Linked DNA regions of Homo sapiens: all the other regions are linked to region 2. Evidence: chromatin loops called from intact Hi-C (ENCODE). Cell type or tissue: heart left ventricle. All regions are shown on one strand. Each heading gives the region's core, and the rest is flanking DNA. Links, peaks and the distances in the headings are about the cores only.

Evidence for each region. Peaks named below come from ENCODE experiments on the same cell type or tissue, not always from the same donor. Only the 100,000 strongest peaks of a DNase experiment are listed, where the experiment ranks them.
Region 1: a loop joins it to region 2, with 2.7 times the contacts of the local background. A loop is called at or near these places in 3 of 110 quality-filtered maps.
Region 3: it touches region 2 in a loop (2.1-fold over the local background); 8 of 110 quality-filtered maps call a loop at or near these places.
Region 4: a loop joins it to region 2, with 2.2 times the contacts of the local background. A loop is called at or near these places in 3 of 110 quality-filtered maps.

What each region holds. Positions count from the first base shown.
Region 1 is chr2:220,683,328-220,691,235 of GRCh38, forward strand. No RefSeq gene overlaps it. Among named protein-coding and RNA genes, the nearest start is that of MIR4268, 780 kb to the left of the region's middle. RefSeq lists an enhancer at 3,942-4,236. In heart left ventricle, for the core only: CTCF peaks have their summits at 4,087 and 4,286; a DNase peak (open chromatin) is centred at 4,114.
Region 2 is chr2:221,442,965-221,447,964 of GRCh38, forward strand. EPHA4 (EPH receptor A4) reads right to left here. Exons shown (of 18, transcript NM_004438.5): 9 at 3,159-3,217; 10 at 529-642; 11 at 1-50. Among named protein-coding and RNA genes, the nearest start is that of EPHA4, 130 kb to the right of the region's middle. In heart left ventricle, for the core only: no CTCF peak of the experiment used is centred there; no DNase peak of the experiment used is centred there; H3K27ac peaks cover 1,065 bases.
Region 3 is chr2:221,515,647-221,520,646 of GRCh38, forward strand. All of the region lies in intron 3 of EPHA4 (EPH receptor A4), which reads right to left. Among named protein-coding and RNA genes, the nearest start is that of EPHA4, 54 kb to the right of the region's middle. RefSeq lists enhancers at 1,520-2,719, 1,693-2,194, 2,043-2,337, 2,195-2,694. In heart left ventricle, for the core only: no CTCF peak of the experiment used is centred there; a DNase peak (open chromatin) is centred at 2,165; H3K27ac peaks cover 925 bases.
Region 4 is chr2:221,096,337-221,104,244 of GRCh38, forward strand. No RefSeq gene overlaps it. Among named protein-coding and RNA genes, the nearest start is that of EPHA4, 470 kb to the right of the region's middle. In heart left ventricle, for the core only: a CTCF peak has its summit at 4,596 (motif pointing left); no DNase peak of the experiment used is centred there.

The DNA.
Region 1 (7,908 bases), core at 1,648-6,647, 760 kb before region 2:
GGTGATCCACCCGCCTTGGCCTCCCAAAGTGCTGGGATTACAGGTACGAGCCACCGTGCCTGGCTGGAATTGTGTTTCTTATTCAAGAGGCAAGTAATAATTTATAGTAAAGGGTTTTTTTTTTTTTAAGTAAAATGTGTCTAATGTTTCACAGTTTTAAATACCCTGTGGCTTATTTAACAAGGATATTTTATAACAGAATTATTCTATTCCTCTTTTTCCTTCTCTCATGTCCTGTGTTGTACCTTATCCCATGTGTCAAGACAAATGTTTCCTATTAACAAGACTGCGTTATACGTTTTAGGACTTATTTTTAGTCATTCATTCCCCAAACATTTATTAAGTTTCTTTTCTAGGGCAAACAACACTGTTAGGTGCTAAAGCTACAAAAATGAATAAAACAAGAGTCCCTTCTCACTGGGAGCACACAGGATAGACGTTCATGTAAATAGATACCCACAATATATTTTCATAAATAATGTAATCAAGTTAGGGATGAAGACAGTAGAAGTTTGGGAGAAAGAACAACTCAAGTAGACCAAGCAAAGCCTGTAAAGAGGAGGCATTGGTTTTAAATCTAGAGAAGAAGTAGGAATTTCTTAAGGAAAAAAAAAAAAAAAGAAGAAAGTTTATTCTAGGGACAGAGATGGCATGGCCAGGGCCCAGAATGGCTTGTAAAGGGACATTTACCTTTGAGGAATGGTGAGGAGTCGGGTGGACCTGGATTGAAGAAACCAGTTGGGAAAAATGCCCTGGGGAATATGTGGGCAATATTGTTAAGAGCCTTAAATGGGCTTTGCCAAACTAGTTGGACTTTATCCTGACAAAACGAAACAGTACATGGTATTAAAATACTAATTTAGACTTTTAAGATTATTTCCTGTTTTTTCACCTGTCAGTTAAAAAAATAACGTTTTGGTTGGCTTCACTTACTTTGCATATGTTTCCATGGGTTACTTTAACACCAGAATGGCATCTGTGGAAAACAATCTGAGCCCAAGACTAGAGTCTAAACGCACAGGGTTTCTCTGAATGACAATATTCAAGAGACTCACATAAAGCCCTGATCATCAATCCCCAAAAAGATTAATGTCCAGAACAAGTTCGGAAGATCAATTAGGGAACTTCAGAACAAAGCCATGAAGCATGTCTCTACGGCTATGGCGGGTGGAGTAGGTAGACGGCTGCATGTTGATATTTATGGAACGTTAAAATAAATAACTGTGCCCAAATATCTAACATCCATAATTGAATGTATTGAGGTGGGGAAGGCACTGTCCCCTGAAATTGCTATTAAAGCACTAGCATCTTGCCTAGAAGTTACTGTGTGAGCATATTAGCATCAAGCGCCCCAGCCACCTAAAACACACCAGGTATTCAGTGAACTCTCAATTGGAAAGGAAATTTGAATCTGAGGTATCGCCTTCCCCACACTGGCCAAATAATGGCATGGCAGAAAGTCCAAAGGAGGCAGAGAGATGGGATGGAACTAGGGAGAGGTGTGAAAAAGCTTTAGTTTCTTCTGACCCAACTATCACATCCATCATCATTCTGAAGGTTTAAAAGCCTGAGTCACTAAGTCATAGAAACTAAATTGGGGGAAACAGAAGCAAAACAAAGACACTTGTGGCTAAATACATTCAGGTGTCTGTGAGGTACCAGGTGTTAGATTTGAGTTAACTCCTTTTCCAGATCGGAAAGGACCCTCAGGTCTCCCTAGATCTTTGTCATTTGGTCTGACCACCATCAACCTTTCTTTCTGGCATCATCTTGGCTCCACTTGTCCCCTGGAAGGAAAAGATCTTTCTTACATAAACTCAGTATTTTATCTCTCTGAATTCAGACTGACTTCGCAGTTGCTCCCATCCCCAGTGTCCTAGACAATTCTAGGGTTCCTGGTAGGGCCTGACCAGTCCGTGGCAGCTTTTGTGACATGCTGATCATTGTCTGATACATGTCCCTAGCCAGCTTAAAGCTGAATGTCTCTAGCTCCCAGCCATCGACCTCAGTGGTGGTCCCACCTCATGTTGCACTATTCTCTTCCTTGTCAGCCCTCTGTGACAGCTTAAGGTGGAGTGCTCTTCTCCCGCATCAAATCCCCTTGTATCCTTCTTTCCACCTAGTGAATGACTATCTCCATTCTACTTGAATGTAGAAAACGTCAAGGATTGACAATACAGAACTCACTGACTGGCCAAGCATCCAGTCCAGATTACTTCATCCATAATAATTTCCCTGGGATGTGTATATGTGTGAGGGGAGGATGGGGCTAGGGTTGCGTAGCAGAATCCCAGAGTCTCCATTATCACTGTGTATTCACATAAATGAAATATGTGCTACAGTCATCATTATTATAAATTGAAAATAGTTATTGAACACTTACGGTGTGCCAAGCATGTAAAAATGTTTTTCATAATTTTACAATTTTAGCTCTAAATGTCATAATGTACTGCCCTTAGAAAAAAGATGCCAGTTCTCTACATTTGCAGAGCATTAGGCTTGATATGACATTTTTCCAGAGCTCCTTCTGGTTTCCTCAATAGAAATCACCACTCTGCCTCTCTTGACTTAATGCGGGAATATTGCCTGTCTCTCAGACACGTACACACACAGGCACACAGCCATGTGCACACGCACACACACACACACACTCACACACGATTTTCAATTTCCTCCTGCTTTGTGTTTCATCGGGGTTACGGTCACAGCGGCTCCCCTGCGGGCCCCCCACTTTGTTAGCATTCTGATGTTCACTTATCAGTGAGTGAATCAAGAACAACACATCCCCTGGTAAATTGGGAGTTTAAAAGGTGTAGTCACAATACGACAAAAAGTGCACATACGACATTATGAGCCAAAGTGAAGTTTTTGAGCAATGTAAAAAAAATAAAATAAAATAAGCATTTTTCTGCAACATTTCTCACCTAAGAATAGCAAAGTTGGAACATAAAGACAAATTTCTTAAGGCTCCCAGAAAGCCCAGGATTTAAAGAAAGTGAAAGGAAGCATAGATCCCACCTGTGCCTTGACCCATTTTCTGAGATAATAAACCAAAGATCCCCTGCCTCCTCACTCGCCACCCCCCGCCCAGAAAAAAAACTCATGATGTTACACAGAATTCTTTATTATTTCCACAATTTGTCAATACCCTATTTTCAATTTTCCCATGGAGAAGGAATTTCTGCCTGGTTGAAAGGAACATAAAAAAGCTATCTGGATATAATTCTGCTAAATACCCATGATTTCATAATAAAGCACTCAATTTAAATAGCTGTTCTCCAGGGCACTGATTATGGTATTTCCTCCTTAAACTGAACAAATTTCCCTTCCCTTTTCACAGATAAGTGCCAAATCTTAGACATAACAACCTGCTTTTATAAATTCAGAGTATTTCTAGAGTGGCAGGACATCAAATCTGAAATATGTAATATCACCAAACTAATGTTTTGGTTTGTCCTCAGAGCCCAAATCATGTTTTAAATCAACATCAGCAAGCACTTTACTAAAGATCTCTGAAGAGTTAAAAAGATCATATAGTATGGCACATAAAAGTAGCATATTTTCCTGGTATATACCTATTTAACGGTGTTAATTATATAATCATGGATTTAATGCATTTGAGTTTTACTTCCTTTTTTATTGGGAAGCAACTAAAATATTTTTCTTACCTTAAAGATACTCTATTATATAATAGGACTATTAAAGCACCTCAAATATCATAATATGTTTAGATTTATCCACATTTGAGACTTCCAAAAGTCATTATTCTTGAAATATGTATTATTTTGATAGATGTCCATTTTAATTATTTGAAAGATTCAACTTTAGACTCCACCTTAGGGGAGGCCTTTGATCTAGGCTAGTTGATAATTAATGTCCACAAATTCAGTATTCTCTTTGGACTATTTTCTCCCTTTCCATGCTTGTAACTTTTAATACCTGGTGCTTACACCTTACGAAGTTTATTTTAGTGTACATGTCCTTCAGGATGGATTGTTATTAAATTGTAGTAACCAACAACCCCCAAACTGTAGAGAGGCTTCCGACGAGGAAGGTGGATTTCAGTCATGCTGTACTTCCATCTGGAGTCAGCAGGGGGCTCTGTTCTACACTGTTCTCTCTCCGGGGCCCAGCCCGCCCAAGCAGGACAATCTAAAATATTGCAGATCATGGTCATGAAGGGAGGGAACATGGTGAATCATACACCGGCTTTACCCAGAAAGTAGAAATTTTTTTTTGGTTTTTACCCAAAAGCGAGACACAAATCTTTTGCTCACATCCTCATGACCGAAACAAGTAATAATGTGAAGGGGTGCAGCAATGCCATGGTATCACGTGCCTGGATGAAGGGGACCCGGAAACGCTAGTGAAGAGCATTAAGGAGCCATCCCGTTCTGAAATACATAGTACACTGTCCTTTGCACGTGCAAAATATGCTCAGCCTTTTTTTTTCGGGTGAGACAACCCAAAATTGCCATTCGGTCACAGCATGTAGCTCAAAGTGCAGGATCTCTGGGTGACAGGAAGGATGGGAAGTCTTCACAGCAGGGGGTGAGGTGCAATAGTCTGTAAGTCCAGTGCCAGTTATGCTCCCCACATGCTCAGGACCCCAAAATGGAGCAACCAAAGGACTACTGAAATAAAGACTCGCATTCAGACAGAAGAATGGGGGCACACACAGCAGACATAGGACTGGCTGTAGCAACTCTAAATTCTTATTTCTCAAGTATTTTGAGGACTACCTTTACATTTTTATTTTTTGAGACAGGGTTTCACTCCGCCACCCAGGCTGGAGTGCAGTGACACGATCTCTATTCACTGAAACCTTGACTTCCGGTGGTCAAGCTCCCATCTCAGCCTCCCAAGTAGCCGGGACTACAGGCATGCACCACCACACCCAACTAACTTTTGTATTTTTAGTAGAGACAGGTTTTCACCACATTGCCCAGGCTGGTCCTGAACTCCCGAGCTCAAGTGATCTGCCCACCTTGGCCTCCCAAAGTGCTGGGATTACAGGAGGACTACCTTTAATTAGGCACTGTTTTCACTTCCTGGAAGTAACCCCCTTGTCCTTGGATCTCTGTGGCTCCTGGTTCTGCCCTCTGGGAGAGTCCTCCTCTCCATTACTCTCCTTCAAATCCAAAGTGGGTATCCGAAGAATATGCCCACCTGAAAACTGAGCAGTCTTCTTGCCACACTTGCTGCCTGCAGACAATTGGGGGTCCCTGGGTCATTTGGAATTTCAAACAGTCAATCAATTTTAATGTAAGTTGATGATCCTTTTGGTAGTATAACTCCCTCAAAAATTAAGTTGGCTTCCTATATACTTGACAGTGAGCTCTGTCTCAACCACAGTCCTTTTAGAGACAAAATTCTGACATTCTTTGGCTTTCTCATGCTCATACCTTTCGCTTCCTGCTTCATTAAAGCTCTGCTGAGCCCATCAAGCTTTAGTGGAAGAATTACATACTTAGCCTCCTTTTTGTTCAATTGAGTGGATTTAATGGACACCACATCTTTGGTGAGACCTTTGATCTGAGACCCCTTAATTCTTTCAGTGATTTTAACAGTAGGTGTGAAGGCCGTACTCTAAATTTACCTTTGTGAAAAGGCTACATGTTCTTGCCTTTGTTCCTCTAAGATTTTTCAGTTTTATCTTTTGCTGTTAAGGAATGAAACACAGATGCTACTTCAAATTCTAAATGTTCTCTAATTTATGGACTCCCTCTATTTCCTTTCACCTTATTGCAAATTTCTCATTTGTTCTCTGGGCTTATCCCTTTTTCTGTAATATACCTTCTGAAGCAACCACCAGCAACCGATACATACTAGCAGTTTTCAATCTCTTCCCTTAAAGCTACCAATGCATTAGGTACATAATCTGCTGCCCAGACTACTGTGCGGTTTTTGAGACAATTTCACTAAAGGTTTCACTGTGGTATTGTGTTGGTCATCACCTTGTTTGCCTTCAGTGATAGCTTCCGTGTCACCTGTTGCCTGAACACTAAGCCACTGTCATAGAGTTTGGGATTGTGGTCTCATAGTACTCCCCTTCAAGTTTCCATTTTCTGTGTTAATCCAGAATGACTGGGTTAATGCTGAGGCAAGAAGAAATTTCTCAAATCTCAGTGGCTTAAAACAACACAAGTTTATTTTCACTGGTTCTACATGTCCATCTCGCAACCTGAGGAGGCTGTGCTTACATATGTCTCACCTAGAGATCCAGGCTACGGAGCCTCCACTATCTGCCCTGTCCTCAGGAAGAGGGAAGGGTGTGTAGTGAATCAAGGATAGGCTTTTAAGATCTTCTGCCTTGAAGTGGCCATTTTGAATCATTGGCCAAAGAAAGTCACATTGTGGTGCCTAATTTCAAATGGTTGCCGGGAAGTGCGAAGTCCTTCCTAAGCACGCCGTAAATCCTTTAATACTAATTTCCGCTTCATCTCTGAGCATTTGCACATGTTGTTTGCTCTTCCTGGAACATCCTTTCCTTTCTCTCCTCTGCCTTATAAAGTCCTAATTCAAAACACAGTTCACAGGTCCCCTATGTCAGTGGTCACCAAACTTTTTGGCACCAGGGGCCAATTTCATGGAAGACAAATTTTCCCTGGACAAGGGCTGTTGTGTGTGTGGAGTGGGGGTGGGTTTCAGGATGAAACTGCTCCTCCTCAGATCATCAGGCATTAGATTCTTATAAGGAGCGCACAACCTAGATCCCTTGGATGCGAAGGTCACAATAGGGTTTGCACTCCTGTGAGAATCTACTGCCCCCTGCTAATCTGACAGGAGGAGGAGCTCAGATAGTAATGCTTACCTCTGCTATGTGGCCCAGTTACTAACACGCCACAGACCAGTACCAGTCTGCTGTCCAGGGGTTGGGGGTCCCTGCCCTATGTTACAAAACATTTCTCAATATGACATTGAAGAAAAAAACCCTACTCTCTGGTGTTCTTATGGAATGTTGCTCCAGCATTTGCCAAACTGCATCCTAATTATGCATTCATGTGATTTTTCCCACTGGACTTTGGACTCTTGGAGGATATGATTTGATTATTTTTTCAATTCCAAGTACCTACACAGTGCCAGGCACATGGTAGATGCTAAAGGAATTATTATGGAGTGAATTTGGTTTTGAGATATCAATTATAAAATCGAAGGCTGATTCTTTCCTTTAGATTAAGATGTTAATTATACTTTTTGTTATAATAATTTTGAATGAAGGATTTGGTCTTGCAGTTATTTTTATTTGAGATGATCTTCCATTTCTTTCCTTTCATTCCGTCTTCTATTATCACAGTGAAGGCTTTCAAAACAATGCGCTTGGACTACTCTAACAACTTCTTAGCTAATGTGCTTAGTTTTACTCCTTCTCATTCATTCTATGGCTAAGATAATTTCTTCTCATCATGAAAAAGCCATTGTTTTGACCACACCATGCCCCATAACCTACAAGGATTTTCTATCATTTGTCGGTTCTTGCTCTTAAAATACTATCAAATTTGGAACTCAGTTTTCATCTCACAACCTATTTCTGGTTGTCATTATCCATTCCTTCTCAAATCTTCCACTCTCCTTCAGTCTCAACTAACTTCCCATTGATTTCAAAATAAAGTCAAGGCAACTTTAGGGTTTTCTAAGACCCTTCATGACCTGCCTCCTTTCTTTCAACTCTAGACTCAACTTTCTCCTTATTCAATTCTCTACTTCCATATACAACTAGAGCTACATCTAACTTACCCAATTTCTTCAAATCTGTCTCTTCTCTCTCATTTCTAGAACTTTGACCTCACTGCCTGAAACTCTCTTCCCCTTCCTTTTAAGAGACCAATTCTACTTTCAGTATGACATTCTTCCAGTATGCCTTTAACTGTTACTTCATTGGAATGCAATCATTCTCGACTCTGCTGG
Region 2 (5,000 bases), core at 1-5,000:
TCTCTTGCCAGGCACTTTGAGACGCCCACTGCATACCTCACCAAATTCACCTTTGAGAGAGAAAAAGAATCTACGATGGACCAGAAACACATTCAAGATGAAAGAATAACAGCTAACATTCCTTGAGTGCTTGTTACACGCCAGGCTGTTTGCTAGTGCTTTGCATAGATTATTTCACAAAATCCTCCATGCAACCCTGAAGTAGATGCTACTATTAGCCCCATTTTATTAGAGAAAACTAAGGCTTAATGCAAAAAACCTACACAAAATCTTAGTTAGTAAGAAACAGAGTAAATCTTTTGAATGCAATCAATCTGATTTCAGATTGCATTAAGTTTCTCTCTAAGAATAAAATCAAAATTTGTACTAGAGTTCTTTATAACACATGATATTTTATACTCAAAAAAGGAAATTTCATGTATATACACACATATAATATACTCACAAAAGCATTTATGTAATCCACACACATATTTAACATCCACCAAGAAAACAGACTCATTAGCAGACGGACACTCAGACACTTACCAACTCCTATAACTTTTTCAATCTTAATGCAGGATGCGTCAATTTCTTTGGCAAACTCTCGCACTGCTTGGTTGGGATCTTCGTACGTAAAGGGGTCCACATATGTTCTTACACCTGAGTGATAAACATGATAAGTTGGCTGAATACTTCTAAGGAACCACTAATAAACATAAATAGTCTGGGTCTAAAATTACCAAACATAGGAAAAGTCAAGTTAGCTGTACGGTCTTGACATATGAAAATGGTTAAATTCTTGCTCTGGTTTTCATTAGTGGGTAAACAAAATATTGTTAGCTACTTAAGAGGCTGCAGCTTTACTGACTTCCTGGAATGTCTTCACACTTCAAGGACAAGATTTTTAAAACAACCCATCCCATGGAGGAAATTTGAATTGTGTTAGCTAAATACTATTGTCCCAAGCAGTTGCTCATAGCTCCCTTGCCTTTGCATGAAGTCCTACCCACTACTTTCAGTTATCCTCCCTTAGGGAAGGAAATAGAAGCATTTTAATTTCAAACAGCTCTTTCCACATGGTGTCACATTTTGCCCAATATCTGGATGAATTAAATATGTGACCAACAATTAACAAAATTAGATTAAACCTAAGTTAAAGTAGACAATAAGGTTAATATCAGCTAGTTGATTTGAGAATACAGACTCTGTAGTGGACCTCACTTCTTTTCTGGTTTGGAAAGAAGGTGTCATAAGCTAAGATATTCAAGTTTGCCAGAAAGTTTCAGCTGGAGATAAGCATTGTAGCCTAGACATCAGGAAGTATGATTCAGCCATATCTCATACTACCCATAAACTAAATTTAGATGTGTTTGCCGGCAGCCCAGTGACAGATATCTGGGCCAAGAGGCAGAAGTCATTGTAAAAAGCTTTGTCCTGGCACTTGCACCTCTCCCTCCTGGAGCTGTTGGGGCACTGGGGCACAGAGGGTATGAAGGACACCAGTTGGCCCAGTCCCTTCGACTTTCCAAGCCTGTAGGTCTTGTCCTCATCCCAGCACCATTGGTTAGGAATAAGCTCCTTAAATTGGCAATTTCTTGCTACTTCTTTTTAATAGATCAGCTTTTTAAAAAAACATATATTCCATGTAAAAATTTAAAAAACATGATTTTAGGAGGAAACGAGGTGAATAAATGGAAAGTTGTTAGACACTTCATATCCCTCATCACTTTATATGCTATAGCCAAGAAAATCTTCAAGATGAGTCTTGTTATTCCCAGTCCCTCTCTTTTTTTCTATCTTTTTTTTTTTTTTTTTTTTTTTTTTTTCTGGAGACAGAGTCTGGCTGTGTCGCTCAGGCTGGAGTACAGTGGTAGGATCTTGGTTCACTGCAACCTCCGCCTCCTGGGTTCAAGCAATTCTCGTGCCTCAGCCTCCTGAGTATCTGGGATTACAGGCGTGCATTATCATGCCTGGCTAATTTAGTTATTTTTTGTAGAGACGGAGTTTTGCCATGTTGGCTAGGCTGGTCTCGAACTCCAGATCTCAAGTGATCTGCCCTCCTTGGCCTCCCAAAGTGCTAGGATTACAGGCATAAGCCACTGTGCCCGGCCAATCTTTCTTCTATCTTTCTGCACTAATATGTGAGTGACTTGTTACATGAGGCTATCTAAATATAAATAAGTTAAATTTAAAAATCACTTTCTCAGTCATATTAGCTACATTTCAAGTATTCAATAGCTTGTGTGGCTATTGGCTTACATTTTGGACAGTGCAGATATAGAACAATGTTATCTCAGAAAGTTCTAGTGGACAGCTCTCCTGGATAGTCACCAACCACTGTCCATTTAAAAGTCTTCTACTGGCTGGGTGCGGTGGCTCACACCTGTAATCCCAGCGCTTTGGGAGGCCGAGGCGGGCGGATCACGAGGTCAGGAGATGGAGACCATCCTGGCTAACACGGTGAAATCCCATCTCTACTAAAAGTACAAAAAAATTAGCCGGGGGTCGTGGCGGGTGCCTGTAATCCCAGCTACTCAGGAGGCTGAGGTGGGAGAATGGTGTGAACCAGGGAGGCGGAGCTTGCAGTGAGCCAAGATCATGCCAGTGCACTCCAGCCTGGCCGACAGAGCAAGACTCCGTCAGAAAAAAAAAAAAAAAAAAAAGTCTTCTACCTTGCTTAAGTCACTCTAGAGCCACTTTTAATGTCTTCTTTGACCTCTTTGGAACATCAAAATTAGAATCCACTAAAAATTTATTGACAGTCACTAATTCTATATCACATATAGCCATTCCCTGGGAAGTAGCAATTACTGTTACATTTCTTATTCTTTTCCTCCTCCTCAAATTTCCAGCTTAGATTAAAAAAAATACCCATTTAATTTTGCCACCCAGCTACAACAATGAGCCAGCTAGACTGATAACTTTCTTAGGGTAGAGGATAAAATAAGAAAAAGTAAAAATCTAAAGAAACTTCTCTACCTCATCCCACATCTTTAATCTCACCATCCAAATCACCCATTTCAGTTTGATACCTAGGAAGTACATTATTGGGATAAGGAATAAATATATTATATTATATAACATTAATAGCCACGTAAATATTATTTGAACATGTTTAAACTAGAAAACGTGTGACATGCTCTAAAAATAGAATTTTTTAATCCAATTTTTTGTACCTTGATTCAAATGTTTCTCTTCATCCGCTTCTTGTTTGGCTTTACTGTATTTACTCCGTCTATTAAAATTTTTTTAAAAAAGAGAATTATTTTCCTCAAACACCTAAGCTTTAACACATGCCATAAGACAAATTCTTTGCTACTGTAAGTCAGGCAGGTATGCTATGTACATTTCAGAGATGAGAAAACTGAGACTTACAAGAGATGAAATACTTGTCACCTGGGTAGTGAGTCATGGTTTTAAGCTCAAGCAGTCACAGACACCTCTGAACCACAATTTTAAACTGAGGTGTCTTACAATAGGTTAAAGCAAATATTTTATAATATAATTATAATTTAAAATCTCTCAGAGAAAATTTATCTTATTGAAGATAAGTTTATTGGCTATTTTTCCATTTATATAAATATACATGTGTATATATATGTACATGTGTGTATATGTATATATACATTCTAAATTAAATTTCCATGAGTAATTCTGTGTAAATCAAATGGCAGTAATGTTCAGTATGTGATAGGTAATAGTAAATATTATTGCTATAACCAGATAACTACTACCACAAAACTTCATTATCATATTACATGATACTCTTGAAACAATACTTTTGCGGTCACTGGTTTCAGTTGCTGCATACAAATTCCCAACTTATTAACAAAATGTTTAAAAGTAAGTATTTGCTTTGTACTGAATTATGTTCCCTAATTTGTAAAAAAATGAGCAAGGGTAAAAATGAGCTTTGTTTTGCTTTGCCTAATTCACTTTCAGTAAAATGGTGCATTGTCTTAAACCTGGCATTCTGCTCCTACAACTTTTAATAGCCTAAATTTGGCTTTGTTATAAAGCTTTGTGGATTAGAAATCTTCAGTACACATAAATATTCAATCAGAAATGTATATATCTCTCTTATACAAACTGGAAAATCAACTCAAGCCTTGCAAATCAAAAATCTTGAATATATATACATAGTGAGTCAGGAGAATATATATCACTTAAAGGAATCAGAAAGTCAACTCCGTTGATATCACAGCTGTCTAAAGCTTGGGAAGTTGAGACCAAATTAGTAAATAAAATGTATACATTTATGTTTCTGTCAGAAAGGTACAATTTACACTGGAATTTACATTCTATGTTTTCTTAGAGCTTCAAAGACAAGGTAAGGCAAGACTCTTACAGAAAAAGAAACACGGTCTGAGATAAGTAAAAATTCCCGCAAAGCCAGGTGTCTTGGCAGTGTGGTCCTGTCAAAATCCTATACCCTGAACTCTTAAACTTTGAACAGGTAGAAAGGCAGATGATTACGAAAAAGAGAGAATAACAGAGAACCTAAAGGAGCCAGGCAGTGCAACCAGAGAGGCAGCGGATCCCGGTCACATGCTCCAACCTTCCCTCCCACATTCCTCTCCTAATTGTCAGCAGCGCAAGAACCAGCTCAGCAATCAGACCCTCAGAGCCTACAGATGTTTCTCCGTGGGGATAATTCCCTGGCAAATAATAAAACCTTGCACTTTTACACTGCATTTAACTTTTCAAAGTGCTCTCATCTCATATATTATCTCCTTCCCTAACTGTTTGCAAAGCAGGAACCAACTTAGCAAAACAGAGACCCCAATGACTACAGCTAACTGTGAAGTACAGTATTTCAGTCCCAAATCATAAGCTTGCATTTTCCTTTGCATTTAACTTTTCAAAGGGTCTATTTTTATTTATTTATTTATTTATTTAATTTATTATTTTTTGAGACAGAGTGTCACTCTGTTGCTCAGGCCGGAGTGCAGTGCTATGATCTCAGCTCACTGCAACCTCCACCTCTAGGGCTCAAGCGATCCTCCTGCCTCAGCCTC
Region 3 (5,000 bases), core at 1-5,000, 73 kb after region 2:
TCTACGAGAAGTTTTTAAAAATTAGCTGGGCATAGTGGCATGCACCTGTAGTCCCAGCTACTGGGGAGGCTGAGGTGGGAGGATCCTTTGAGCCCAGGAGGTCAAGGCCTCAGTGAGCCGTGATTGTGCCACTGCACTCAGCCTGGGCAACGGAGCAAGACCCTGTCTCAAAAATAATAATAATAAAAGACATAGATCTCTTTTGTGTCTGGAAAGCAGACCATAAGAAGATCTACATTTTATTTTTTAAAATAGGATTTTTTCCCCCTAGCCTTGAGGCAGGATCATTTCTAAAGAGGCTCAGATTTGAAGGGAAAAAAAAAAAAAAAGATGAAGTCATAAATCCTTCCCCCAGGAAAAGAAAGAAAAACAAAACATAGCATTAAAAATTTTGGCAGATGGATGATCACCTTCATGTTTTCCTCAAGGCTGTGTTAAGGTTACATTTCTCCTGTCAAAAACACAACCAGGAATCCGTTCCCTGCTATGTAGAAGTGGAGGAAGTGAATGGCTGAAATACAATGACTGAGAAGAGGCCAGGCTCTGTGAAAAGGGGACCTGGATTCCATTCCTAACATTTAACAATTTAAGGTTTCTAGGGGTCAGTTTCCTCTAAGAGTACCAGACTAAATAATTTAAAATATCTCTTTTTAATCCTCAAAAATTCCAAGTCTATACGGTTCCCATGATCTGATAGATTCAATGATTTTTTTTTTTTTTTTTTTTGAGACGCAGTCTTGCTCTGTCCTGTAGGCTGGAGTGCAGAGGCACGATCTCGGCTCACTGCAACCTCCGCCTCTCAGGTTCAAGTGATTCTCTTGCCTCTGCCTCCCAAGTAGCTGGGATTAGAGGCGTCCGCCGCGACCCCTGGTTAATATTTGTATTTTTAGTAGAAATGGGGTTTTACCATGTTGGTCAGGCTGGTCTTGAACTCCTGACCTCAGGTGATCGGCCCGCCTCGGCCCAAAGTGCTGGGATCACAGGGGTGAGCCACCATGCCCGACCTAGATTCAGTGATTCTCAAATAACCTAGGATGCTCTGATAAACCCCAAAGTCACTTACAATTCAGTTCAAATGCCATTGAGCACATTAGTCCAGCACGTTTATCTTTCCTTCCAGGACTGGTGCAGACTCATTTATGGAGCTCAGGAACTGAGCTCCAACACTTTCTCAGCCCTAGGACTGTGAGCAAGGTCCTTTTTTTTCCCCAAATAAATCCACCCCTCCAAACTGTTTATTGAAATTTCTCTTACCTGTCTTAGCAGAGATTCCCAAGCACTCCTGTGCTCTTTTTGTCACTTATTAAAAATCAGATCAGAAAAAAGAGGGAAACAAATGTCTTTGCTCTATGGTGTGAAGGTTCATTCATCCACATGTATTGCTGAGCGCTCCTACGTGTGCCTGACATAGGGAAGGGATGACTGGCACGGCCTGTGTTTCCACAGAGCACATATTCTACTGGCAGGGATAGAACTGTACAGGAGAATAAACCTGGTAATATGAGAGACTGAGGATGGGGCTGGGAAGGTGGTTCATAGGGGATCTCAATTAATAAAGGGCCAGCAATTGTGAACATTACATGGGAAAGCATGCCAGGAAGAAGAGAAAGTTGCAGAAGGCCTACAGTAGGCATGTATTAGACAGACAGAAGATTACTGATGCTAGGAAATGTTGCAAGAGGCATGCCAAGATTGAGATCAGAGTGGTCATCCTGAGCCCACAGGCCCTTAACTCAGTGAGGAGTTTAGTTTTTATTCTCAGTCTGGCAATATGATTTGATACAAATTGTCAAAAGATTCATTTGGCTGCTGGTAGAACGTGGATGACAGGAAGTATGATTAGAAGCAGGGGACCTGTAAGGAGGCCCTTGAGATCCAGCAGAGAGGGCATGGCCACCTGGACCAGGGTGGAGGAGGGCGAGCCGGGAGTCGAGAGTTCCAAGTAAGTGACATAAAGGACTAACTCTGCTCTTCCTCACAGTTGCAGGGCATTTTTTTTTTTTAAGTGGACTTAAGATTCCAAACAAGTGACATACAAAGCAAATTTTGATTTTCCCCTTGGCTGTATCCTTCCAAATGAGTCATGTCTGCATCTACTTAAGCAGACTGGGACACCACTTCCCAGCTCAAGAATGCCACCCGCATGTGCTATCACAACAGCTTTGATGAGGCTTGGCCACCAGGCCCTGGGTCCTGACCACTTGCAAGTGGGCCACACCTTGATAGCAGCTGCATGACAGCACCCACTAACTTGAGGAAGCCAGCCGAGGGGCCAGCTTCCTGAGCGTGATTCAAACCGGAACTAAGGGTGCAGCTGACAAGAGTTTGTCAACAGCCATTGAAGTAAGTGAGTTATGAGGTTTCAGGTTGACATTAGGTAGCTGCTGGTGTGGGCAGCGCAGTGTTGTTTTACAACTGAGGTCTTTACTTTCCTGTTTCCTCCCAGAACAGAATTTCATCTAATTGGGAGGCAGAAAATAGGTAGCTGGTTTTCAGGAAAACTGAGAAATTGAGTGGATTTATTCAGATCTGAAACTGTTCATGCTTCCCCCTCCCCACTCCATGGCTTCTGTGGTTAAGAGCTCAGTCCTTATCCTCCAATGCAAAATGGTCCTCACCTCCAGCTTGTAAGAAACAAGAATCCTCTCCTGATGCCTGTAGTCTAGGTTAGGAAATCTCTCTTCCCTAGACCCCGCTCTTTACCCGCTCCTGCTGCACAACTGTAATCCAGTCATGAACTGTGTGTTTTGAGGTTTCATGTCTATCACCCTTTGCAGAACACACTCTCAGATCCATAGCAGCTGCAAATACGCCCATCCTGTTTACTATTACATCTCTAACATTTGGTAACCTGTAACCTGTAACGATGGCTACTCACCACAAATATGTAGACTAAGTATACGAATGAATGAATGAATGATGACACAGTTGCCTTTAGCATCTAAATGTCTAGACACAGAAAGCAACTCAGACCACTCCTTGCTGTGAACCAAGCTGTACGAAGATCATTTCAGATTTACTTTTCTTTTTCTGTTCCTATGTTTTCTGTTTCTATGTTTCTTGCCATTGTGACTTACATTTCCCTTCAAACAGCCTTGCAACATTATGGGCTTGGCTGAAGCTTGCCAAAAAGGAAACAGCACAATCCTAACACGGGTAAGCAAGCAGGTCTGCTGATAATACTTAAAAGGTGGGAGGAGCAGGGGAGGCAGAATTGTAATGCTCTCTTGCTTGGGAGCACTTGTCTCCCAGAGGAAGGGTTAGATCACTCAACAAAATATGAAACCAGAGAGCAGAGTAGTTTTGAAAAGTTAAAATATTTAGATATGAATAATTTTCAGAGGAAAGATAGCAGTAAAGGTTGGAGGGGTGGGGCTGGTGCAAGAAGAAATAAATCTTATCAAAGGCAGCCTTGGGAGCTCAGGCAGATAGGATAAGAGATAAGTCCCTTTGCAGAGTTAGTCACACCCTCCCACATACAATTCACTTGGCAAAGGTTCCTTTACTAACAAAGCAGGTGCATGTTTTAACCAAAAAACAGTGCAGTGCAACAGCTAGGGTGGCTATAAATGTAGTTTTAAACACTTTTTTTTTAAAGCAGGATATAACAAAACATCGTCTATAGGAAATCTGAAAATATAGGGTCTTATGGCCACAAAGCAAGTCCAAGTTTTCTCGTCGAACTTTAAATGATGGACAGTTTCTGAAAAGGGGCATTTGGACCTTAAGTCGGAGACAACAGAGCTGACATTCCTCCCAAAGCTCTGTGGAGTGGAAAACAGATGGTGATTCCAAAGCAAGAATCTGAGGAAAGGAGCCAGGTTGAGATGAGAAAGGGGCAATTAACAGTGAGAAAACCCAGTTCCTTTCCTTCAGCTCTTCAGACGAATCCAACAGAACTTCTTTTCCTCTGCTCCAGTTATTAGGTTGGTACAAAAGTCATTGCGATCTTTGCCATTACTTTCAATGGCAAAAACCGCAATTACCTTTGCAACAACCAACCTAATGTAAGGACATGCTACCTGGGAGACTCTGCTCATGGATGATATTAATGTTTCTGCCTCTGCCACTCAAAGTCAGCCCTACAAGTTACTATCCCCTAGCAAGGGAGCTACTCAGGGTTTAGAAACAAAGAACATTAAAAAGGCCTGTACATAGTGGTAGAATAACCAAATCAGCCTTTCAAATGCAAGGCAAAGAAGCATTCTATACTCACAGCCCAAATAAACAAAAGCAGTTTACCTCCAATGCAACCTAGAGTCCTAGCCTCGCCCTTTCTCTCCCTCTGGACTGAGACCTCTTTATTTCCTCTGTAGTTTCTCGGTGTCTCTTCTTTTCTCTTTTGCTTCCTCTCCCATTTCGTTTACTGACCATTATCAAAATTTAAAATTAACTTTTAAACACCCATTTTGTGTAATTTTTAAAAAGTATGATGTTCATGCTGATCATGTCATTCCTGTATTGAAAATCTCTCAATGATCCCCACTGTATATACCACAGGATTCAACCAGAAGAACAGAGAAGCTCAAAGCCTCTCATAGCCAGCCCCAATTTGTCCCTCAAACATCCTGCACTTCAATCAAACCAGACAGAGTACCAGTTGTTCTCACTTGGATTGTTCTTTAAACACTTCCCATCACCTACAAATAATGAAATTTTATCTTCTCTTCACAGCCTAAAATCAGCCAGTACCTTTTCTATCAAGCATTGCTACACTGGGGAATCAGAATTCAAATGTTTTCTGTATACACAGCACTTCTGTATACAAACACATATATGTGTCTTTGAACATATATTTATTTACTTTATTATCCAGTAGGCAACTGGTAGACCCAGAGTGTAAGACTTATTTCCTCTAACCACACACACACACACACACACACACACACACACACACAGAGAGAGAGAGAGAGAGCAAGAGGGGGGAGAGAGAGAGAGAGAGAAACACAGACAGTGCCTATTATCTTATCTTAAATATAATAGATGTATCTTTAGGAAGC
Region 4 (7,908 bases), core at 1,753-6,752, 340 kb before region 2:
ATTTTAAAATATATATAGTAGTCATATATATATATATATATAGTAATCATATGTAAGTGTAGTAATAAAAGAGACAGCAAAAATTGGCTTTAATGGAATCGTAACCAAAGCACGGTCTGTGTTTAGTTTGGGACTGCCGGTCTCGTTGAACCCCTACTTTTCCTCCGTCTAGTTCTCCCTTTGTATTTTGCCCTTTATTTACATTCAGCGTAAAACTTCCATAAACTCTCTTAAGGGATTTGTTTATTTTTTCTTTACCTTTTTTAAAAAAAAAAAAAAAAAGAAAAGAAATGCTAAACTGTTTGTCTAACCTGGGGAGTTTGGCAGGGAAACGAAATAGCCAGTAAAGGTTTTTATTTCTAGAGGAGAGTCACCCTGAGGTTAACTTGGAAGCTAAACAGTTTTAAAAGTTTATCTGACAAAAGTAAAAGTGAAATGTTTTTGTGTCGAGTCCCCTGTGTGAAATATAGCTATTTCTCCTAGCAAAACCCCATTCTTGATATGTGAGATGGCATCTACATTTTTAAATAAGCTAAGCGTGACTAACCAGGAATTCCTCTTTCTCAGTCACGAACGTTGTTTAATTATCACCCTCAGTAAATTAAATGCATCGGTCTGAATTGATTAATTGTCCCAGAAATCTTCTGAAGAAGTAGATGGGCTTCATAATCATTCTATTTCTTGAGAGCTCCTCCAATAACATTGCACTTATGCACATAAAATTTTGGGATGCCTGGACTTGTATTTGATGTGACTCACTCACACCTAGAAAACCATTTCTCTCATTCAGAGACTGCAGAAGTGTGAGTTCCTTGAATCACTGATTTGATTAGCACAAACATGTTGGATTTTGCGAACATACCTTAAGACTTTATTAGCCTACCTTATTTTATATGTCCTACAGGCTTTGGCAGTTTTGCACATTTAATTGAAATGCATTGGCATCTATAAAAAAGAACTTGCTTAAATCAAAAAGGAATTACTCATAATCTCTCTAATATTAACATTTGGACGTTTGACAGTACCTGCTGCATTCCACGGTGTTGCATTTATGCAGCTCAGATCTGAGGTCTCGTCTGACTTGGTATTTGTTTCAGTCAAGCTGTGTGAAATCTCTTGGCTTTCGTGCATATAGACAGGAAGGTCTGCAGGGGTGTTGGGGGGCAAAATACTGTGGCCAGAGTGGTAGCCAAAAGAGACCTTCATTATGCATATTTCCACTGGTGCCCATGTCACCCAGGAAAACCACCCTGGAAAGGGAGTAAATGAAAGGCCTGCTCCACCGACAAGGGGGCTGCCTCTAGAAGAGAACCTGCCAAGTCAGCTCCCTCCATCTGTGCAGGCCCCACTGACTCATGTGGCTTCCTAAGTCACTTAACCCTGACTCACCTCTGGGCTAGCCAACTACTGCTGAGATCCTCTGCAAGGCAAATCACATTATCCTTTTTTGAAACAAATGATGCATTTTAGGACTAACACATGCAGGCCCTGGCCTCATTCTCTGGCATGATATTGGAAACCAAAAATGATTCCTGTTAGGACAAGGTAGCCTACTAAAAGTAGGTGAAAATCTCAGATAATCCACATTCCCCATGTAGCCATTCTACTAATTCTTTCCTTATCGACCTTCACAGGACAGAATAGGTTGTTCTTGGATAGGGACGCAGGGTTGCAAACATACTCATACTTCCCTCAGATGTGCAGAGGAAATGTGTTGCCTTCATTTCTCTGCTGATGTACTCATCTTTGTCACAAACCCATCCAAATGCTTGTCGAGATATTGAGAAGAACACCCTATGTAGAGTGCAAGTCAGCAATTTAAACTGTTTCCTTAGGGACCAGGATCAGTTTTTCAAGTTTCTTTTCGTTCCCCCAGCGCCTCTTAAAGATGGGGTTTGTGGGTTTAGGGAAGGAAGCTGTCTATCACCTTACGGAGTGGAGACTGATGACGGGAGATGGCTGAAAAACTTATGGTCTGCTCCTCTGAGGCAAGGTTCTGAAGGTCATCCACTCCCTGTCCTTGGTGAATGGGTTATTGTTATTGCTATAGTTATTGAGTATAACACCAGTTGAGCTAGTGCATTATAACCCTAACCATTACAATGCAAGACTTTCAAAAACTTAACTACACAAGAAGTGACTATCAACTATTAAAAATATTCCACTAAACTCACACCATCACTTCTCCAATCCAAGTTTCCCTTGGCCAGATACTAACATTGACTACTGACACTTCAATGACATCGGATAGGAGAGGAAGTTGTTAATATACCTTACTCTTGCAAATACATTGCTAGGGCTCATTCTAGGTCTTGCAGCTCAAGAGTCATTAACGTTTTCATAAATTAAGCTCTAGGTGGAATCTGAAAAGTAAATCCTTACAGACACCATTAAACATAGTATTATCCAAATCTAAAATGAGAAAATATTTATAATAAAGTGAAAATGATATCATACAGAATCTCCATTTCACAAATGTACATACAGGAACACAGGTACACACACACACGTGTATATATACAAAAAAATGTCAGAAAGAAAAGTCCCAAATGTTAATAAAGATTATTTCATAACAGCCCAGTTACTAGATGATTTTTATTTTTCTACTGTGTACTTTCTTGTTTTATACATTCTCTTTTGCTATTGTGTATTTATTTTACATCCAGGAAAAATAAAAACCTTGTTTTTAAAGGTAAACTTTTATTTTAAAAATTTCTAATTAAATGGCTATATAAGTTCATTTTATAAGCATGAAGACAATGGTGATATGTTCATAAAGATTTAACAGAAGTTTTCAACTTTTTTTCTCAAAGAAGATTAACATATTTTTTTTCCTACATAACTCCCAAACTTAAAAAAAAACAAATTTATTTTTGAGATGGAGTCTCACTCTGTCACCCAGGCTGGAGTACAGTGGCGTGATCTCGGCTCACTGCAACCTCCGCCTCCCAGGTTCAAGCAATTCTCACGCCTCAGCCTCCCGTGTAGCTGTGATTAATGGCACGTGCCACCATGCCCAGCTAACTTTTGTATTTGTTTTTAGTAGAGTCAGGGTTTCACTATGTTGGCCAGGCTGATCTTGAACTCCTGACCTCGGGTGATTCACTCACTTTGGCCTCCCAAAGCATTGGGTACATGCGTGAGCCACCATGCCCGGCCAAAAAATCCAATTTACTTTGAGACAATAGCTTTAATTATTTTTAATCACTTGAAAAAATACTCAAAAAACAGAGAGCTGCAAGATTCTCGCCTCTATGAGCAAAGTGAGACAACCAACTTGATTTGCCAGAATTCCTGCCAAAAGCAAGAAAACGTGATTATGCATTGAGTTAAATCAGGCATAATGATATTATTAGGGTTTTTTAAATGTTGAAAATCTCTTGCAGATTTTCCTTTCCACCTTTACAGAGAACTTTAAATTTGGTGGTACCCCCGAAAATGACTGTGAAAAACTGTTCAATGAAAAAGCAGAATAGAAAATTGTGATTGCACCTCAATTTCTTTTTTTTTTTAAGTTTTAGGGTACATGTGCATAACGTGCAGGTTAGTTACATATGTATACATGTGCCATGTTGGTGTGCTGCACCCATTAACTTGTCATTTAACATTAGGTATATCTCCTAATGCTATCCCTCCCCCCTCCCCCCATCCCACAACAGGCCCGGGTGTGTGATGTTCCCCTTCCTGTGTCCATGTGTTCTCATTGTTCAATTCCCACCTATGTGTGAGAACATGCGGTGTTTGGTTTTTTCTCCTTGTGATAGTTTGCTGAGAATGATGGTTTCCAGCTTCATCCATGTCCCTACAAAGGACATGAACTCATCATTTTTTATGGCTGCATAGTATTCCATGATTGCACCTCAATTTCTATTATCAATTTGGAATGCATTTGGCTGGCCGTGGGGAACAGAAAACCCACTAAGCAGAACTGAGCACAAGCTCACAGGCATGTAGGTTTGTGTACTAACTCACTTAATCCTCACCACAGCCCCAGGAGCATGTAGAATTATCACTGACGGCGAAAAGGAGGAACACAGAGGTTAAGAACCACATCCAAAGATACATGGCTGTTAGATGGCAGATCTGGGATTCGAACCCAGCCTTTGGACTCCAGGGTCTGACCCTTCTTTACCTCCGATGTTCTGTTTACAGAAAAGGGAGGGACTTCCCATAATATCCAGAAACAGATTCTTTATTATCTGGGTCTCTTCAATGGTTCTTGTACACTGGGAATTTGTGGGAAGCATCAGAAAACCAGAAGTCAGTGTGTTTGCATTTTTTTTTTAATTTAAAATGGGAGCCACTTGGGAGTTTTGCTAATGCAGCACTTTTTCCACCTTTCTGTCTGCAGCAAGGTTGAAAAGCCTTCTTCCTCACAGGAAATAACCCGCAAATGAAATCACGAGACACAGTTGCTCTCCTTGGTGAGCTGTTGGAAGGGCGGACGATTCCTGGTCCATCCATTACCATGTAAATAATTAAACACCCAGAGCCCGCAGCCCAGGGTGGGCAGTCTGTGGCAGCAATTTGCTTTAAATATTGGTGAGCCTAAACTCGGTCAGTCATTAGCTCCTCCTAGTGGCTTTTTGGGCCTTCAATCAGGAGGCAGCTGAGGTGCTGCTGACTTTGAGGAACAAAATCCCTGATTGATGAGTAGCCTGAAGTTTCTTCCGAAGTGACAAGACCGTTCGTCACCTCTCAAGCCACAGGACTTGATTCCTCAGGGAAAGCTGCCCCGGCTCTAAGTACAAAATCTGATTTGGTCAACAAACTACTTTTACACAACCAGGGCAAAGCATGTTATCATCTATGCACGTGGCATTTATGATAACAATCAACACTGTGTGTGTAATTCTGTCCAAAAATAGAGTCCAGGCCGGGTGCGGTGGCTCACGCCTGTAATCCCACCACTTTGAGAGGCTGAGATGGGCGGATCACTTGAAGTCAGGAGTTGGAGACCAGCCTGGCCAACATGGTGAAACTCCGTCTCCACTAAAAATATAAAAATTACCCAGGTGTTGTGGTGCACGCCTGTAATCCATGCTACTTGGGAGGCTGAGGCAGGAGAATTGCTTGAACCCGGGAGTCAGAGTTTCAGTGAGCTGAGATGGCTCCACTGCACTTCAGCCTGTGCACCAAGGGTGAAACTCCGTCTCAAAAAAAATAAATAAAAATAGAGTCCAACCACAACTATTTTCTCTGTTAAAGATGAGTAGATACATGGATAACAAAAAAGACAATGCATTGAGAACTTAAATTTGGCTTTTAATTATGCTCTGCTCTTGCGTGTGAATAAAGTCACATCTGCCAAACTAAAGTCTAATGATTTCAAATAAAGCAACAAGGCCACACCTGAAGAGAAAAAGAAAACGTGGGGAAAAGGCCAAGAAGCTGTCCAGCTTCCCCATCCTGCCCTACTACTCAAGTGCTCCATGGAAACGACTTCAGCAGTGTTAATCAGCAGATCTCTTTCAGACTGATGCCACGTGTCACCATTCCCCAGACCTTTGATGGATTAGGTGAAGTTCAGTGTTTCAGTCTCAAAGGATATCTTGACAATAAAACTAAATAGAAGGAGCTGAGATGTCAACAGAGTCCCAAGTGTAGAGTAGGCATCATTCATAACTTAGAAGGACATTCGCTCTTGGACAAACCCAAATTAGAATAATCTACCTATAAGCTGGGTGCAGTGGCTCACACCTGTAATACCAGCATCTCCGGAAGCTGAGGTGGGAGGATCACTTGAGGCCAGGAGTCTGAGAATAATCTACTCATAGATAGATAATCCAGAATAGTGACACAAAGGCAAATGCAAATCACATTGAGAAAAAAATTCAGGTATCTACATTGCAAGTATAATCAAATAGGAAAAGTTCCAGCTCTCAATTTTGCTGCTGTAACTATGATCCCATAGTTTGATACATGATCCATAATCTACTCAACACTGAGTAAATATACTATGAATTTTATTATTTATGCCAGTAGGCATTAAAATTCCATCTTTTTTTTACCCTGCCAGCATTGATTACAACACAAGGACACACACATACATACACACACTCTACTATGGAGCAGCTTTAGAGCTTTAAGAATAATTTGGGCTGCCTTGGAATACCAGAAGCCCTAGAAAACCAGCAACTACACTGGAAGATCTTGAATAACACGGGTGGTTGTCTAGAAAAAGCTACAGGCTCTGAAGTCAGGAATAAATCTAGGTTAGTATCTTGACTCTACCCTTCAGCAATGTTTCCCCTTAAGCATATCTGATGACATCTGTAAGCTCTAGTCTAAAAGAGTGCCACTAATACCTAATTCACAAATCTGCCCATGAGAATGGAATGATCCCATATATAAACTGCTTAACAGTGACTGGCACAAAGCAAGCTCCTCAAAATACTTAGTTTCCTGCTATTTTCCTCTCCTTGACAAGTGCTTCTTCTGGTGAATCTCCAGGGGGTTAAGTGAGCATGGATACACTCCTGAGAATTTCAAAATCCTTGGGATTTTTTTTTTTCCTCCTGACAGTCAGTACTGTTGGCTGGTTTGGAACCTCCTAGTGAATTTTCTTTTTCTCAAATCTTGGAGTATTTTTGGAGTTTATAGATCAGTGTCCTCCCAAAATGGCTCAGCCTGACCTACCCCCAGCCTGTCTCCAACACTCAGACTGTGTTTTCTTGAAACGTGCGATGCTTTCCTGTTCCAACTACATGTTCCTATTCAATCATCCATTCATTCAACAAGTATTTACCATATGCCAATCCTGTACTGGGATACAAGGTGACTAAGACAGGCTTGGTTCCACCTTCAAGGAGATCATGTTCTTGCAGAGGACACAGATGAAAAGTAAGAGGGCACATAAATGCTTTAATTATAACTGATACCGTGGCAAGTGCTGCGATGGGGGCTCTAGCAGAGAACAGAAGTTTAAGTATCGGGGCAGTGGTTACCACCTGACATAGGGCATCAAGGAACCCTCCTTGAGGAGGGATGAGTTAGGCAGAGGTGAGCTGCATAGGGAGTGAGAGACCTCAGGCAGGAGGAACCCAGAGAGGTTGTTCAGGAGGACCTCTGAAATAAAAACTATTGGCAACAGGGCACTTTGTCTCCCTCCCCTCCCCTTCCCTTCCCTTTCTTTCCTTTCTTTCTTTCACTTTCCTTTTGAGGCAGAGTTTCACTGGCAGTCAGGCTAGAGTACAGTGGTGTGATCTCAGCTCACTGCAACTTCCACCTCCCAGGTTCAAGTCATTCTCCTGTCTCAGCCTCCCAAGCAGCTGGGATTACAGGCACCCACCACCATGCCCGGCTAATTTTTGTATTTTTAATAGAGATGGTGGGGGGGGGGTGGGGTTCACCATGTTGGCCAGGCTGGTCTGGAACGCCTGACCATATTCTTGTTTCTAGATTCAACTCCATTCTTACAATCCTGAACTCCTAGCTGAGGATTTAATTGCATATATAATCTTAGATCTCTGTGACTTCCACCTTATTTATTTATTTATCTATTCATTTTAAATTTTCTGTCTATATGTCAAGAGGTCTACTTAATAAACTAGATTCCTTTCCTTTTAACTGAAAAAAATTAGAGAGGAGTGCTGCCTGGAGCCCTGCCTCCTTGGCGTTGTGCTCTACTTTTTTATCTACACAGGATTTGTGTCAATTTGTTGGTCTTACAAATGCTCCTATTGTGGGGAGGAAACCATGGGCTGAACACAAGGGCTGCCTGACTTCCCAGTTTCACTCCAGGAGGCCCACGTCACACCAGCTTCTTCTTGATGCTGTAGACACAGTCACAAGGTGTCCACATGTGTCTTCCTCACACCCATCCGCTGGGAAACAGGACTCTCCTTCCTGCTCTGCAGGGTGGAAAATAGGACCCCAGGCAGTCGCTCCCTTGGAGATGGGTCCCAC